2 separate regions of the Mus musculus genome follow, and region 1 is linked to region 2. Evidence: chromatin loops called from intact Hi-C (ENCODE). Cell type or tissue: gastrocnemius. All regions are shown on one strand. Links, peaks and the distances in the headings refer to the core of each region. The heading gives the core; the rest is flanking DNA.

Region 1 (7,711 bases), core at 1,678-6,677, 53 kb after region 2:
AATCCATCAAAACAGGGTTCCCCTCCCTTGTTTTGGTTTCACAGTTGAAGACTAGGCCTAGGCACGTTACTGTTCTGGTGTTGGGGCAGTTCCGCACATACTTTATAAAGTAGGTTTCACTTAAGTAAAATTACACTTGAGAATCAATCAAGAGGAGTCTCTTGGGAAAGATGCAGAAACAGAATCTGGCTTTCTGGTTTTCACCCTAAAGCTGCGCTTTCTTTCTAGAGAGTTGTCCATCAGTGGTCGTGGTGTCAGATCATCTTCAGAGGTTGCTGGAAAGGACCATGAGTATAGTCCTGTGTAATGTCTCAGTATATTTTGCTAACATCTACATATATGAAAGATGGCCATTCTCAGATAATTCCTACTCAATGAAGAATTTGAAGAAGTAAGGATCATGGAATCATATGGGAAGAGCCTTGAACTTACTTCAAAAGGTGGAAAACATTGTAAATTATTGATGACTGTAGTTAGTCACTAGTCTCTTGTATGTAGTGGTCCTCAAAATGAACAGAGACATATCAGCTGTGTAACAAGAATCTAAGATACTGTTCTTTAGAAACCATCAAAAGGTCAGCAAGACAGCTCCATTGCTGTACAGCCTGACGACCTCAGTGTGACTGCCAGAACTAGTGCCGCAGGACAGAATCAACGTCTTCTGACCTTCATGGGCACAGTGTGAAATGTGTGCCCTCACTTACACGCATACTACACATAGACACGATATAATTAATTAAGCTAAATAAGTCCTCAAAGACTTGGAATCCAACTGAGATAACTTCCCATTCTAAAATCCCAAAGTTCCACAGGACTCTTCCCATGAAAGATAATAGTTTTAGATAAAATGCATTAGCATTTTAGAAATATTCAGCCCTCCAAAGGAAATCCTAGGACCAGAATAAAATATAAAACTCGAAACATGAAACATAAAACTCAAAACATGTACAACCTTATATCAAGTAGTCCTGGTTATAAATACTAACTGCTTCCAGCCATGGTTCCTTTGGGAAAGGACATTAGATACATCAACCAGAACCTAGCAAGAGCTTATGCCCTGTGTCCTTTTAAAGACGAGATCTCCTCTGAGAAATTAAAACCCATGTGAAGGTATAAGATTAGAACTTGTGTTCCTCATGTGATGTGAGAACATAATCTTAGAAATGAGTATAAAAATAGGTCCTGAACAAGGGAGATGGTTAATCTTGCCCCTCAACTTGATTTGCACTGAAGAATGACCAGGCTAATAAAGCACTCCTGGGTGTGTATGAGAACATTCCACACAGATCAGCATAGCAACTGGAGGAGAAAGTCCCGCCCTGACTGTCAGCAGCATTATCCTATAGGCTGAGGGCTCACCCAGAGCAAGAGAAGGAAAAAAAATCAACCAACCAATACATAAAAGCTCAGCCCCTTTGAGTGAGCATGCCTACTGTGGCCACTGCCTATGTGCACCAGATGCTATGTCTCCAGCCGCTCCACCTGGGGTCATACCCACAACTCTCCAGGGAGCTTGGAAGCCTCAGCCTCAAACTGGAAGCATCCTCATTGGTCATTCTTGTCCTGAGGCCTCCAGATAGGTGGAGGGAACAGCTTCTGGTTTTTCTGGCTTTCTACCCCGCAGAAAGTCATTTAGACTTCAATCATGTAATCCAATCCAGGAAATCCCCTTTGAAATGACATGTGCATTATGTTGTTTATATTCCTCTAGAGAACTCTGACTGAAAGAAAATTGCTAGATCATGTGACAACCACGAAAGAATTAGGGTAATATTTTGGGAGACATCTTTACCACTCAAGGCATATCTCAAAAACAATGCACCTGTTAAAGACAACAAAACCAAACATCACAGAGAAAATGACCCACTGAAATAGAGTAAAGAAACAGGAGGAATGCACACAAGAATGCTGAGATAACTGGAAATCAATAGTAAAATACAATTAAAAGAGAGCAAAATAAGTGAGCACAAGGAGGAAAGGAAGGAGTGTGCCACCAGGAGAAGAGTGTTTGAAGGTAACAGCGCTCACAGTACTCCAAAGCCTCTGCTCAGAATGGATCATGATTGAAACTACAGAAGGTAGATTTGAGCACGTTTTTATTGGTTATGCTCCAGGGTGAATTACTTGTAAGGATTTTAGAAACTCAATCATGTGAGTCTCACTGAATTTGATTAAAAAAAAAAAAAGCCACTTGACTGGATCTAGAGAGACGAATCAGTGATTAAGAAAGAGCACTGGCTGCACTCCCAAAGAGCCTGGATTTAATTTCCAGCACCCACATGGTGGCTCCCAATCTGTAACTCCAGTTCCAAGGGATCCAATGCTTTTTTCTGGCTCCCAAACTCCCCACCACCACCACCACATGCTACATAGACATACATGCAGGCAAAACACCCATATGCATAAAATAAAATAATTAGGAAGCTACTTAATAGTTTTAATTAGATTGCAAATGTTTAAACTGTTTGCTGTATCTTAAATGAGATGCCCCATACTAAGTCTCAGGCATTTGAAAAGTTGGTCCCCAGTTAGTGGCTGTTTGGGAAGGATTGGGATGTGTGACTTTGTTGGAGGTGTGTCACTTGGGTGGTCTTAAAGCTTGCCATCCCCTGTGCACTCTCTGCTCCCTGTATGGATCCCATTGTGAGCTCTTAGCTGCTGCTCCAATACCATGCTTGCCTGCTGCCATGCTCCTCACACTTATGGTGATAGACTCTAGCCCTCTGGGACAATAAGTCCTAAATAAACCCACCCTTCTTAAATCTCCATGGTTGTGATCTTTTATCACAACAACAGAAAAGCAAAATTCCAGGCCAGTGACAGATTGTGTCTCAGACAACAGGTGAAAGCCACCCAAGGGCCAACATCAGAGGCTGTCCTTTGACCTCCACAAGCAGGTCATGCGCATACACCTGTACACTCCACACTACATGCACACACATAAAAACAAGCTAAAAGTGAAATGCAGTTCAATGGTTGCACAGTATTTCCTCACAGATGTAATATTCATTTAATAATTCTCATTTATGTATATTTGGGTTGTCCCTATATTTTTCATTGCTAATAGCCCTGCAATAAATAACCATGCTCTTTGCCTATGCCCTTAGTTTGTATTTATGACTTTTTAATGAATTATATGCAAGCTAGCTTTTGTCCATATGCATGCAGTTTTTTTTCTTTCTCTAAGTATCAAAGTCATCATATGAACTGTACAAAATCTGGTGTGTCTGTGTGTGTGTACATATATGCACATGCATGACACATATGTATCTGAGTGTTCATGTAAAGAAAAAAGAACAAGCATCAGAGAATTCTACTATCACTTACAGTTGCCTTAAAGGAGCCATGACAACAAAAACAGCAATTGGAAGTTTTTCTGGGTAAAATTTTCACCAAGCATGTTTACTAGTTGGATGCAAAGATGATAGGATGCTGGTTTAGCACACTGGATGGACAGAATATGCCTGTACTCAACCAGTAAGGAAAATCAATGACCACATTCACAGACTTGCTTCCAATTCTAATTCTGGATTTGAGGAAACGTTGTACCTGCATTTGAAAATTGTATTGAACTACTAAAATGTTCAATGAATCAATGAATACATACCTAAGACAGCATCTCCTCCAACATCAGCTCTTTATTCCATTTTAAACTAAGCATCTGTGTGATCAAATAAACTGAACGTACACTTGAGCAGACTTTCCCTCAACACTTAACCCCGAAAAGGCTAAATTACATTGAACCTGCATCCAGGCTAACACTGGCTTCTCATCTGTCTTATGCACATAAAGAAACCACATTGCATGTTTGCTCAGGTTTTGCAAAATCAGGAAAACCACTTTAATGTACTAAAATTTAGAAACAAAGATTGAGATATAAATAGATCAGCAGAGAAAGAGAATTCAAAAGCAGTTAAGTATTCCTTCTGTTAAAGTCGTGCTTTTGTTTCTTATTCTGGTGCAGAAATCTATCTACAAGGACCACTATTCTACTTTGATCTCTGTTGCCGTGACAAACACCATGTCCAAAAGCAATCTAGGAAGGAGAGGGTTTATTTGGATTATACTTCCAGGTTTTAACTCCTCACTGAGGGACAAAAAGGCAGGAACTCAAGCAGGAGCAGAGGAAGGAATCATGAAGAAATGCTGCTTACTGGCTTGCTCACTCTGGATCATTCAAAGCCAGCTTTCTTACACTACCCCGGACCTCCTTAGCAGGAATCACACTATTTACAGTGGGCTGGACCCTCTTATATCAACCCACAGGAAATTCCCCACAGAAAAAGCCATAAGCCAATCTGATGGGGCAGCCCTCAATTGAGACTCCCTTGGATAACTTGGAGCCGTCTCAAGTTGAGGTGCTATCTGTGGTGGGGTGCCACTCACACAGAGTTCTGATTGTGAACGAAGCATTTCAATTCAACGATGCAAAGGACAGCAATGACTTCAGAAAACACAAATGACAATAGCGTATTGTACGAGGGAAGTTCTTTCTAAAGAAACAAAAGTGGTAATCGTGTGGATATCACTGGCGAATGAAACACTGCTCTGGAGGGAAACATTCACATACGGCACCAGGCCGGGCTGGCACCATCTCCAAAGTTTTAATACACTTGTCAAAAGTAAGGCAGTGAGTGTGTGTGTGTGTGTGTGTGTGTGTGTGTCTGTGAAAAACGTAATTTGAGAAAACCAGAAATCCCTGCAACTTAAAACCTAAGTAATTCCCCAAACAATATCAATGGTGAGGAGAAACCACAAGCTGGATCTCACTTTGCACATAGTTTTTCTTGAGCTTTCAGTTTGCCTGTCACCTGAGCTTTCAAAATACTGGCCTAAACAAACCAGTAGAGAATATAAGAAACCACAAAGATGGGTCCTGACCTCATGTCTTCCAGCCTGAGAAAAACCCATGAAAAGTAGGGTTTGCTACAACCAAGAATGCCTGCCATCCAAGACTAGTTCCTTACTGATAGGAGCTTCCCCTGTCTCCTTTGGTTCCCTTTCTGAGCCTAGTAGGATGGAAGTTGTCAGAGGAGCAAGGAGAGAATGTCCGATTCTAGACCTAACAGGCACAGGGTATCTGTGGTGCTTCGTAGTCCCTGGATTTTGCCAGTGTGTGTTCTTGTCCTAGGCAGTCTTTCTGTACTTTTTGAAGCTACAGATACTTCCTGGATAGTAACCTGGGTGGTAAGAGTATGGGGTTGGAAATCTATATAAACCTAGGTACTGAATCCCAGCTCTAAGCTCTGTCCAAGTGGCACTTTATAAAACTTGCAAAGGATGTCTATTGGTTGGTCTTCAAAAGATGACATGCTGATTTAATTTGGTCATTACAGTACTGCTATGTCAAGTCTTTCCCTCTTCTGAGAAATGAACTACATCAAACACATCAGTGCATAGAGCACAACAAAATCTCGAAGGGTGCAGCAAGTGTAGAGCAGCCATTTACCAGCGCTGAGCTGGAAGCCAAACTGCCCAAGTTTACACACACTCACTCTATTCCTGACAGCTGTGGGATCGTGGTTTCCTTATACCTAAATGAGGCTTGTGGGGGCACTGTTTTGTGGAGGAATTATGGGAAGTGAGTGAATTTATATAAAAACAGACTAAGAATTTGAAACACATAATTCTCAGCAAAAATCTTAGCATCCCGATGGCTACAGTGCACGTTAGCCATTTTACCTGTCTCACAAATCTGTTGGGTGTGGCCGGGAAGGCAGGGCTACCTCTATGTAAATGCTGGGGGCTCCACAGCCACAAAAGCATCTCTTGCTGGAGGACCTAATTGAGGACTGCCTGAGAGACCAAGGATTGCTAGTACAAATAATGCCAGCCAATCAGGAACTGCTATTTAGAAGAGGTGCTTTCTGGGACCAATGGGGGCACGGGGGCGGGTATCAAAGGAGTTTGCAGCAGTGAGCTTGCTGGCATTGCTAGGAGTCTGAGTCATTGATTCTGTGCCACCTCATCTCCAACCCCCAAGGGCAGGTAGGGCAGGGCAGCACCCACGGCACAGGCAACAGTAGGGAAGCTTCCAGTCATTAAAAAAAAAAAAATCATAGAAGTTATTGCCATTACTCTTGGGTGCCCATCAGAACTTGATGGTAAGACCCTATTTCTGAAGACACAATACACTTTGGTCACAAGTCGTGGAGAAATCAAGTTGGTACTGGCTAGCTTTCACAGTATTGGAAGATGCTATGTACGCTCCTGGAGTGAAAGTGGTCAACAGTCTACCCTGACTTTGAAGCCTGTGCGCTATAATAAGGATTACAAGGCAAGAATGCCCATGTATGCAACAGTGGCATGAATGTTATGATGATAACCAATGACTTTCTGATTGAATTTCAGGCCCACTCCACAGGAGGATATTCACACCGGATACTGTAAATCTTGCCAAGGATCTCTGGTTGGGGAGCTCACAGGCACAGGGTTGGGGAGTGGAGTGGGGGCGGGCGGTGAACTTACTATTATTGTTTTGCTAAACAGACATACTATCAAACAGACCTCTAAATGCTTATCTTTCCATAGTTTGGCGCTGCAGTGAGATCTCATCAGATGAATTTCTTTGTACAGTGGATGGAGATTAATGAAGAAATTCCAAGTACAGATAAGTGTCTGGAGGTTGCTCAGTCATAAAAGGGATAACTATGTCACCATTACCCACAAGGCTCAGGCACCACAGTGGAAGAGAGGAGAGAAAGATTATAGGAAGAAGAGGTTTGAATGCATCAGAATGAAACAGTATCTTCTGTACACAACAGGACCACTGACGGAGCTCACTAACTTACAGCAACCAGGTTTGCCTGTACAAGATCTCTATCCACATTCTAGCACAGAGCTGGGAGGGGTGCATGAGCCCCTCCCCCCTCCCCCCCCCAATGAGGAGCTACTGACAGCCAATAACTTCTAGGGACAGAGGAGATGGTTTTCTTTAAGGGTGTGGCTCCTGATAGGTGAATCCCACTCCAGGTGGAAGCCTCAGACCCATGAATATATAGGCAGCACAAGCTGGATTTGGACGATGAGAGAGAGAGAGAGAGAGAGAGAGAGAGAGAGAGAGAGAGAGAGAGCGCGAGAGAGCTGGAGGGGATAAGGATGGATCCTGAAGGAGGTGGGTTGGATCCTGGCGATGTTAGGGGAAGGAGTTATAGATGAGTATGATGAAAATATAGCCTTGTATAAAATCCTCAAATAATAAAAATACACTTTAAAACATACTCAGGTACTAAGAGTTAGATAATATTTTAGTAATTATTCTTGCTACAATTATCAGTATTTACTATGCTGGATAGGCACTGGCAATATAGCTCTGTGTCAGAGCATGTGGTTTGCATGCAGTGGTCCTGTTGTGTACAGAAGATACTGTTCCACATCACTATCCCCAAACAGAAAAAAGGGAACCAAAATGTTCCAGACAGTGCTACAGTATATGACAGACTTCTGCATTTCTCATTGATTTAATATTAATACTTAGATGCTACTAAGAGTTGGCTAAAACAGGATTTTCATATGGCTGACAAAAACTTGGACTGAGGCGAATTACAATAGCACAACTAACGAAGATACAACGTTGATTATTAGCCTTTTAAGAAATGTCTTACTTTACAACTTCCCATCCAGTTGAAATACAGAGTATCTGATTTTTCACTGTTTTGTCATCTGAGACAGTTAAAGATATTTTTGTTTCCTACAAGTGTTGGGTCAGTTG
Region 2 (7,711 bases), core at 1,271-6,270:
GGCATGTTCTGGGCATCAGCGGGTAGGGTTTCACCGAAAGTTTTGGAATTTCACATGCTGAGCATTTGCTTACAACTCAATAAGTTTTACCCCTCCCCCGCCCCCACCGGAGCTATACCCTAGGAGTACAAGTCTTTAAGCCAATCATTTATTTAACAGCTGAAGACAGACTCTTCATAAGAAGCAGAAAAGCAATAATCTTTCCAAACCATGAAAAACTGAAACCATGACGTCAGTTTCGGACTCTGACTCTACACATTCTTTGTGTGTTTTTTCAGAAACAAACTTAATGAGCCCAGAGCAGTCAGGCCCACGCTTTCTTTTCAGTCTTCCGGTCCTCACTGGGCAGCTAACTAAGTCATTTCACTTCCCTCAGCTTTGCAAAGTGCAATGTATGTAAGGGGGCAAAGGGAATGCCTGGTGGGCAAGGAGATGCAGGGACCATGAAAAACTGTAAATAATGTAATGGGTGTACTACCATGGATGTGCTGAACCACCCAGTGTTTTTGCAGACTTTACATTGGTGGAGACTATATATGAATCATATCTCAATAAAGCCATCAATTTCCTTTTTAGAATACAGTCTTGCAACTGTGGATGTTTTCAAAGGCCCTGCAGTGCTGACTTACCGCATCCCACACCACTGCAGCAACTCCCAGTTGCCTCCAGTCCTGACGGATCTGGATGGTGTGGTTCGCAAAAGAGAAGGTGGCGAGAGGCTTATGGAATTTCTGGAGCCCTATTGCCGCGCTCTCCTCATAGGGTACCAGGGCCATTTCTTCTGTCTATCTCTGCTGAGACCTGTCATGCAAAAAGAATCCTGAGTGTCACCAGAGTCAGAAGTTGAGTGCTGTATCTTACTTAAGTAACTTGGAAAAGCTGTTGACGTTATTACAAGTTCAAACTAAGAAATAGACTGAGGTGCATCCAATTTCTTCAACAGCTTTTCCTCCGAGACTTGAGGGAAGTGAAAATTGGCTCTGAATTGGTGTCAACTAATAACTCTGAGGAGGAAACGCCTAGAAATCTCTAACTACTGTGGCACCCTACAGGCTCCTGTTACTACTTGGGCATTACATAAAGAACGGTACACGAAGTGACAGTGACGGCCCTGGGCACCTGATCTGTCTGGACCCAGCTCCCACATTTTTGTTTGTTTGGTCCGCCAACCTACATCCTCATGTTCAGCTAGGACAAAGGAGCCAAATGCGTACTTCTGCTAAATCCTAAGGGTTCGCCCTGCCTTTTGACCCTAGAAGGCTCCCTACGGCAGAGTGGATGGAGTCACCCTGGGGGCTGGAGCGGACAATACTGGCGGACAACCCGCGGGACAAAAAGCACGTCCCGCACGACACCCGGGGGCCACAGATGCGCTTCCCTCGCGCCCACGAAAGAGTCCCGGGAACCCAGCATGGTGGGAGCAGGGCTCTGCAGAGACTCCTTTCGGACCCTCGGGTGGAGGCTTGGCGCCCACACAGCCCGCTGGCCACCCTGCAGTGCCTCCACGTAGATACTCACGGTTCCGGGAGGGTACCCGAGCCGCGCAAGCGCACAGCCTTGCCCAGTCGCTGTGCGGAGCTCCTCCTTAAAAGGCTGGATTGGCAGAAGGCGGTGGAAGCTGGTTCCGGGAAGAGAGACGCGGGTTTCCGGTCCCCTTCCCCGGTACCGCCGCTTTCCCCTGGCCCGTGCTGTGTAGTTCCTGTGAGGCCCTACGGTTTTGGGGCGCCAGGGAGGGCGAGTGCACAGGGGCGTGGGGTGCCTTGCATGGGAGAAAGGCCGACCTTAAAGTGGACAGTTAGTCGGCGACGTTGGCGCCCAAGGATGCGTAGCGAAGTAGAGAACTAAACGTAGTCACCGCGTTTGGTGGCAGTGAAGTGGGAGAGAACACTACCGAGCATCCCTAACCACGGCGCGGCTGGGGAGTGGGCGTGCGACGCCCAGGCCGGGTTTTGAGCCCGACCACATGCGCTCGGGCGCTCGCGTCGCTCCACGCCGCCACTCTGCTGGCCGAAATGGACGCCTTTCTAAATCCTGGCCGGCAGCCTCGGCTGCAAACTCCATCCCCGGACCTGGCCACCCAAGGGTCTCCGCGTGCCGGACCCTGCCGAGCCGCGACCGCCCTCGCCTCTCCCGGCCGGCAGGGGGCGCGCCTGACCTCCACATTCCAGCACCAGCTGCGGGAGACTGGGGACAAGTGGCCTGCAGTAAACTGGGGACCAGTAAGAGCCCTTTCCTCAAGTTACTGAGTTTCCTGTTTGGGTCTTTTCTTCCTCCGTTTTTTCTCTTAGTAAGTTTTCTCCTTACTTGCTCCATGGCTTTGTGCTATCTCGGCTTCTCAGCTTCCCCTTTTCCTTTTCTTATTAAAGCTCACGTTTTTGCGCTAGAGAGAGCTAATCCGATTTCATCAGTGAATACGCACAAGTGAAAAGACCACACCACGTTGATATGTAGTTACTAGAAGAAGAAATACCTTTCTTCCGTGTGTTTTCTGTTTTATTTCTTTCTTTTGGGGACCTAAACTAGGCACAGGAAAGTGTAGACTTTGGGTCAGAAAAACATTCAAAAATGTAAATGGGTTGACCTCCCCAGATTCCTGGGATCTAGCTAACCATTCTGTCTCCCTATTCTCCATCTTTCCACTGAAAATGTATACACACACAGGGGAGGATTGCATACATATGTATATGACTTTAAAACTTCCCCCAAGCTCTCCAGCACACTGCCAACAAGAGCATTTGCAACATTACATTTACTTACCGTGTTCCTTTTGCCCCTCCTAGCTCCCAGAGTTGTAATTATTGCCGACTTGCTTAGAAAGGGCACACATCCGCTTAGGAAAATCAACATCTATAGCAGTGTAGACATTAAAGAGAGCACAAACAGAAACCACTGGTGAGCCTCTAAATATCTGAGAAGAAAGACTTGTTTAATCCTTGGGGGAGAGAGTAATGAGCATTTGATAGAGTACATATTTAAGTGCTCAGCCTGCTATATGGCTGTCTTTAATATGCCCAGGGATTTTCCTATCCTTAGTTCATACTTGACCATACAAATTGTTCTTACCATCAGAACGTGGGTGAAAGAGCCCCTCGCAGCTGGGTAGTTGCTCCTTTCTCACTATCCCAGGGCTTTGGTTTGGTTTAGTTTAAAACAGGATCTCTCTTCTCTACATAGCCTTGTCTGCCCAGGAACTCACTATATATGTACCAGGTTGGCTTCAAACTCAGATGCACCTGCCCCAGACTGGCAAGTGCTGAGATTACAGGTTGTGTGTCACCATGCCTAGCCAAGGCTTGTGTCTTAACATCCAGGCTCTCTTTAGCACCAGGTCCCCGGTTGGAGCTTCACAACTGAAACAGGAGTGAGAAAGAAACCTTTGTAATCGTGGAGAACAGAGCGTGCTGCAGCATTGCTTAGGTGGTACCACAACGGGGGGTGCTAACAACTTGGGAGACTTCCAATGTGAGTGAGGTAGAGGGGCTGGAGAAATGACTTAGTGGTTGAGAGCGCCTTTTGCTCTTGCAAAGGATGCAGGATCAGAACCCAGCACCCACATGATGGCTTACAAAAATCCAAGACTCCACCTAAGTGCCACGGACCCAGTGTCCTCTTCAGTCCCCTGTATGCACAAAGCACACATACCGTAAACATGTATGTGCCCTCAAAAGATTCATACAAAATTAATGAGGTACATGTTTTAGTGTGACTGTTTGGCAAGGTAGGAATTCTTTTGGAGACCTTCAAGGCTTGTAAGATCTTCCTCGTCCTCTTGACTCCCAGGTGTCATTGTCAGTTAAGAGGACTCGACTCCTTAACCACGTTGTACCTCTAAGAACAGAGAGGACACTTCACTGGCAGCCTCCCTTGGTTTTGGTTGTTCAGTTTTCTTTCAGGCAGGTTCTCGCTCTACCGCTTGGCCTTGTCTTAAACTCATGACAATCCTCCTGCCTCGGCTTGCTGAATGAGATGTTGATGTGTGAGCCAACAACCCTGGCCTTCCTTTCAGTTTTTCTGAGGATATGCAAAAGGGTCTACTTTTTGCATTGTCTGGGGTGATTCGGAAATATATCTAAATATAACGATTGTGCTTTTTCCTTATAGAAAGATGCCCTGGGCTCCTTCCTGTGGTCCTTTCCTGGGATATGACAAAACAGGGAACAAGCTTGGTTCCCTTCAGACATGTAGCCTCCCTGTGCCCCTTCACAGAGTGATGGCTGGCTGCCTTCCTGCATACTCAGGGTAGGCTACATACAAATAGGCCAGAGGTAGTTAGCTGACAGTGAAGGAGTTCAGGGAATGCCACACTGAAGTGCAGAGGCTGGGGATGCTATTTTCTATGGATGTTACTAGGGGCTTTCTCTTGAGTTTGCTTCATCTCTTTGGATAGCTTCCAGAAAAGAAACTGATTGTCATATATGCTCTCTCTTGTGAAGCTCCTCAACTAGAGGAGGCAGAACCATAGGAGGTCATTGTCATGTTCAGATGGTTTCTGTCGCTATGAGCAATTTTCCTTACCCAGGAGCTTTTGGGGCTCACCAAAATATTCTCAGACTTTCCCTCCTTCCTCTCACAGCTTGCTCTCAACACCTTCCTCAAGGAGGCCCATGCTCCTGTTGCTCTCTGTAGTCCAGGATCCTCTCTAAGTTTCCAGATCTCATGAAGGCTTAGGGGTATTCATTTTCCTTTCCTCTGGTTCACCCATGCATAAAATGGAATCGCCTTTCCTTCTGTTACAGTCTACTGTCAGCTTGTTCAAAGACACGATTATTAAATATAGATAGGTGGGAAGTTCCCTCCCTGCTGCAATAAATCTAGCTCTCTTGCTCATTTGCTCCTCGCCCCCGTGTGTGTGGGTGGGGGGAGAGAGGGAGATTGGGGGGGCGGGGTATGTGTATGTACAGCTGCGTGTGTGCCATGGCACCTCAGTGGAAGTCAAAGGAAAACCCTGGGTGCAGCCCTCATTTGGATCAGGATGTCATTGTTGTCCACAGCTGCCCATGCCAGGTCAGCTAGCCTTCAGGCTTTGAGAGGCCTCCTGTCTTCTAGATCACTGTAAGAACACTGAGGTATAAACACATGGCCTTACTAGTCCTGGGGACCATGGGCCCAACTCAGGCCCTCACTTACATAGCAAGTGGCTTACCCACTGACCCATCCCTGCCCCCAGCTCTACCCTGCAACACCTCTTCATCAACAAAACAAGAACTGCCTACTGCCATCACGCAGCACCTTCAAGAAGAATCGCAGAGAAGGACACTTCTTCTGTCCTTCCTGTTTTCTGGAATTTGTCCATGTTTGAGGTCACAGAAGCAGCAGTCACCTTGCTACAACCTGATTCCTTACTCTTCTTCTCACGTCTGACCAAGCTGGAAGTCCAGCCTAAGGCTTTACAGAGAAGGAGTCAGAGTTGCTGTGGGCATTTGCTTTTGCTGCCTGCCTACGGTCTATTTCCTATTTTCCTGGAGCAGGTCTCTCCTACGGATGGTCAAAAGTCCAGCTTCTGGGGTCCAAGTTCTGAATCGGCTCAGCTCATTGCCAGTAAAACAATACTGAGTTGAGAATGCGCAGAATACACTGCACCTAAGGAGCAGCGAGCAGCTTAGCAACACAGACTGCTGCAGACAGCCCTCTGTGCTGCTGACTGGAAGCTGTAGCTTGGTGCACTGTTCAGCATTCCAAGGGAGGTTCCTGCTGCATCTATCACCAGCCTGGGAAAAGCTCCAAGCTCAAAGTATGGTTTCTATTAAATGCACGTCATTTTCACACTGTCATTAAGGTCAGACTATTATAAGTTGGAGACTATTAGTTGTGAGGATTTAGTTCTGCTTTCCATCTATCAAATAAGGATAAAGAGATGACCATTACAAAATGAGGAAGAAACTGAGTTCCTACTTAGAATTCTTCCCCCAGACAGGACACAGCACATAACAATTGCTGTTACTGTTGTATATTTGGGGTGTGCTATCTTAGGATCCAGTTCTAAGGTGGGGCCTGGGCCTGGCCTCTGGGCACATCCTTCCATCTGAAGTCCACATGGACTAGAAGTGAAAATGTGGCTGAGCCAAAGCTTGACCAGAGCCCATTCTGTGGCTTTTCGACATTCTCAGAAAACCAGGCTGTTGGTGAAGGAGAGGACCTTGAATCCAGCCAGTTAGTTATCTGGTCCAAGAGAACTGAGCCAGGGAAAACTGGTTAGAGGACTGAGAATGTTGACGTTCTGTCTACATGATTTACTTACACACACACACACACACACACACACACACACACACACACACACTCACACACATTCATTCACCTATTCATTGGGATCCTGGGTTGTATGTATCTGACGCTCTAGCAACATTAAACAAAAAAGGGCACTTTTTCAGTCCTGACAGAGGGAGAGGCAGCTCCTGTTAGTGACCTCTAACCACCTGGATCCAGCCAACCTAGAATTTTCCACTGTGTGAGCCATTAAATTCTTTAATTAGATTAAGCCCTTTGAGTTGTTTTTGGTGGTGTTCTTTGCAGAAGGAAAACAATCCTAACACACTGAATCTGGCTGATCCCTTGAACAAAGACGATATAAAGTCACACTTGTAGGGGCTGTTGTCAGAGTGCTGTGTGAGCAGAAAAGCAGATGCTTGCAGAAACCCAGAGGCAGAGCTCAGATTCTAGGTATTTCTAGTCCTAAGCCCGTCGTGGATACATGTGGACTCCTGGACCCCATGGGCACCAGGATAATGGGATAAAGTGCCATTTCTTGTGTGTAATGTTACTTGCGTGTCTGATACATACTACTCAATGCTACTCAGGGTCCTAATGAATAGGTTAATGGTGGGTTTTCTTGTTCTGTTTTGTTTTTGTTTTGGGGTTGTTTTTAGTAGACAGAACACAAACATTCTGTCAGTTCCTCATACATGATTTAGTGATGCTAACTGGGCATACATTTGCCAAAACAACCCTGTCCTGAATATGTGTTAGAAAGTTAGAAAATATTTATGGCACAGCAGGCCAGCTGTGGTGGCAAGGCTTTTAATCCCATCACTCAGGAGGCAGAGGCAGGAAGATCTCTGTCTACATAGTGAGTTTCAGGCCAGTCAGATCTTACCTACAGTGAGACTGTCTCAAAAAAAAAAAAAAAAAAAGCAACTTGCGGCATAGAAGCATGGTCTCTGTTCCATCTTTCTGTCCATTGTAGGACAAAATAGCAGACCAGCACAAATGCCCTTGGTCCTGTCCCCTCACCGACCCTCAGGAAGCACACACTCCAGCTTGTTTCCTGTTCCCTTCAGGCTCCCTAGCTTCCTCTCAAGCTTCTCTCCAAGGTGCTCTTTGCCTTTCCAGCCCAGTCAGGGGTGTAAGTGGCTCAGACTTGCCTCAGAGTTCCTGTGGCCTGGTCCCTGACCTGCAGTCCATCCCTCCCTCTCCCTCAGACCTTCCCACAGAACGTAACCGGGTCCTTCTGGCCTCGCAGCTTTCCTGGAACATCTGGAACAGCTGTCTCTAGTCTTGCCTTTTTCTTGCTTCCTCAGTGGGTGCTGCCTCTAGGTTTTCCCTAGGTGGCTGCTGCTCTCAGGAAGCTTGCCCTTCACTTTTTTCTACAACCCTGCAAACCTGGCCACTCTTCTGTGATCCCGAATCCAACTTGTTGGAAGGAACCTCTTAAAACTATCCATGTGCCCTGCAGCAGCCGGTGACGGATGCCGCGGGGAGATCAGGGAATTTG

Evidence for each region. Peaks named below come from ENCODE experiments on the same cell type or tissue, not always from the same donor. Only the 100,000 strongest peaks of a DNase experiment are listed, where the experiment ranks them.
Region 1: a loop joins it to region 2, with 2.0 times the contacts of the local background. A loop is called at or near these places in 3 of 42 quality-filtered maps.

Annotation. Positions count from the first base shown.
Region 1 is chr1:64,668,272-64,675,982 of GRCm38, forward strand. No RefSeq gene overlaps it. Among named protein-coding and RNA genes, the nearest start is that of 2810408I11Rik, 19 kb to the right of the region's middle. In gastrocnemius, for the core only: no CTCF peak of the experiment used is centred there; no DNase peak of the experiment used is centred there.
Region 2 is chr1:64,615,644-64,623,354 of GRCm38, forward strand. Mettl21a (methyltransferase like 21A) reads right to left here and starts at 2,121. Exons shown (of 3, transcript NM_025964.4): 1 at 630-2,121. The coding sequence starts at 776. In gastrocnemius, for the core only: a CTCF peak has its summit at 2,132 (motif pointing right); DNase peaks (open chromatin) are centred at 1,585, 2,116 and 3,439; H3K4me3 peaks cover 1,728 bases; H3K27ac peaks cover 2,077 bases.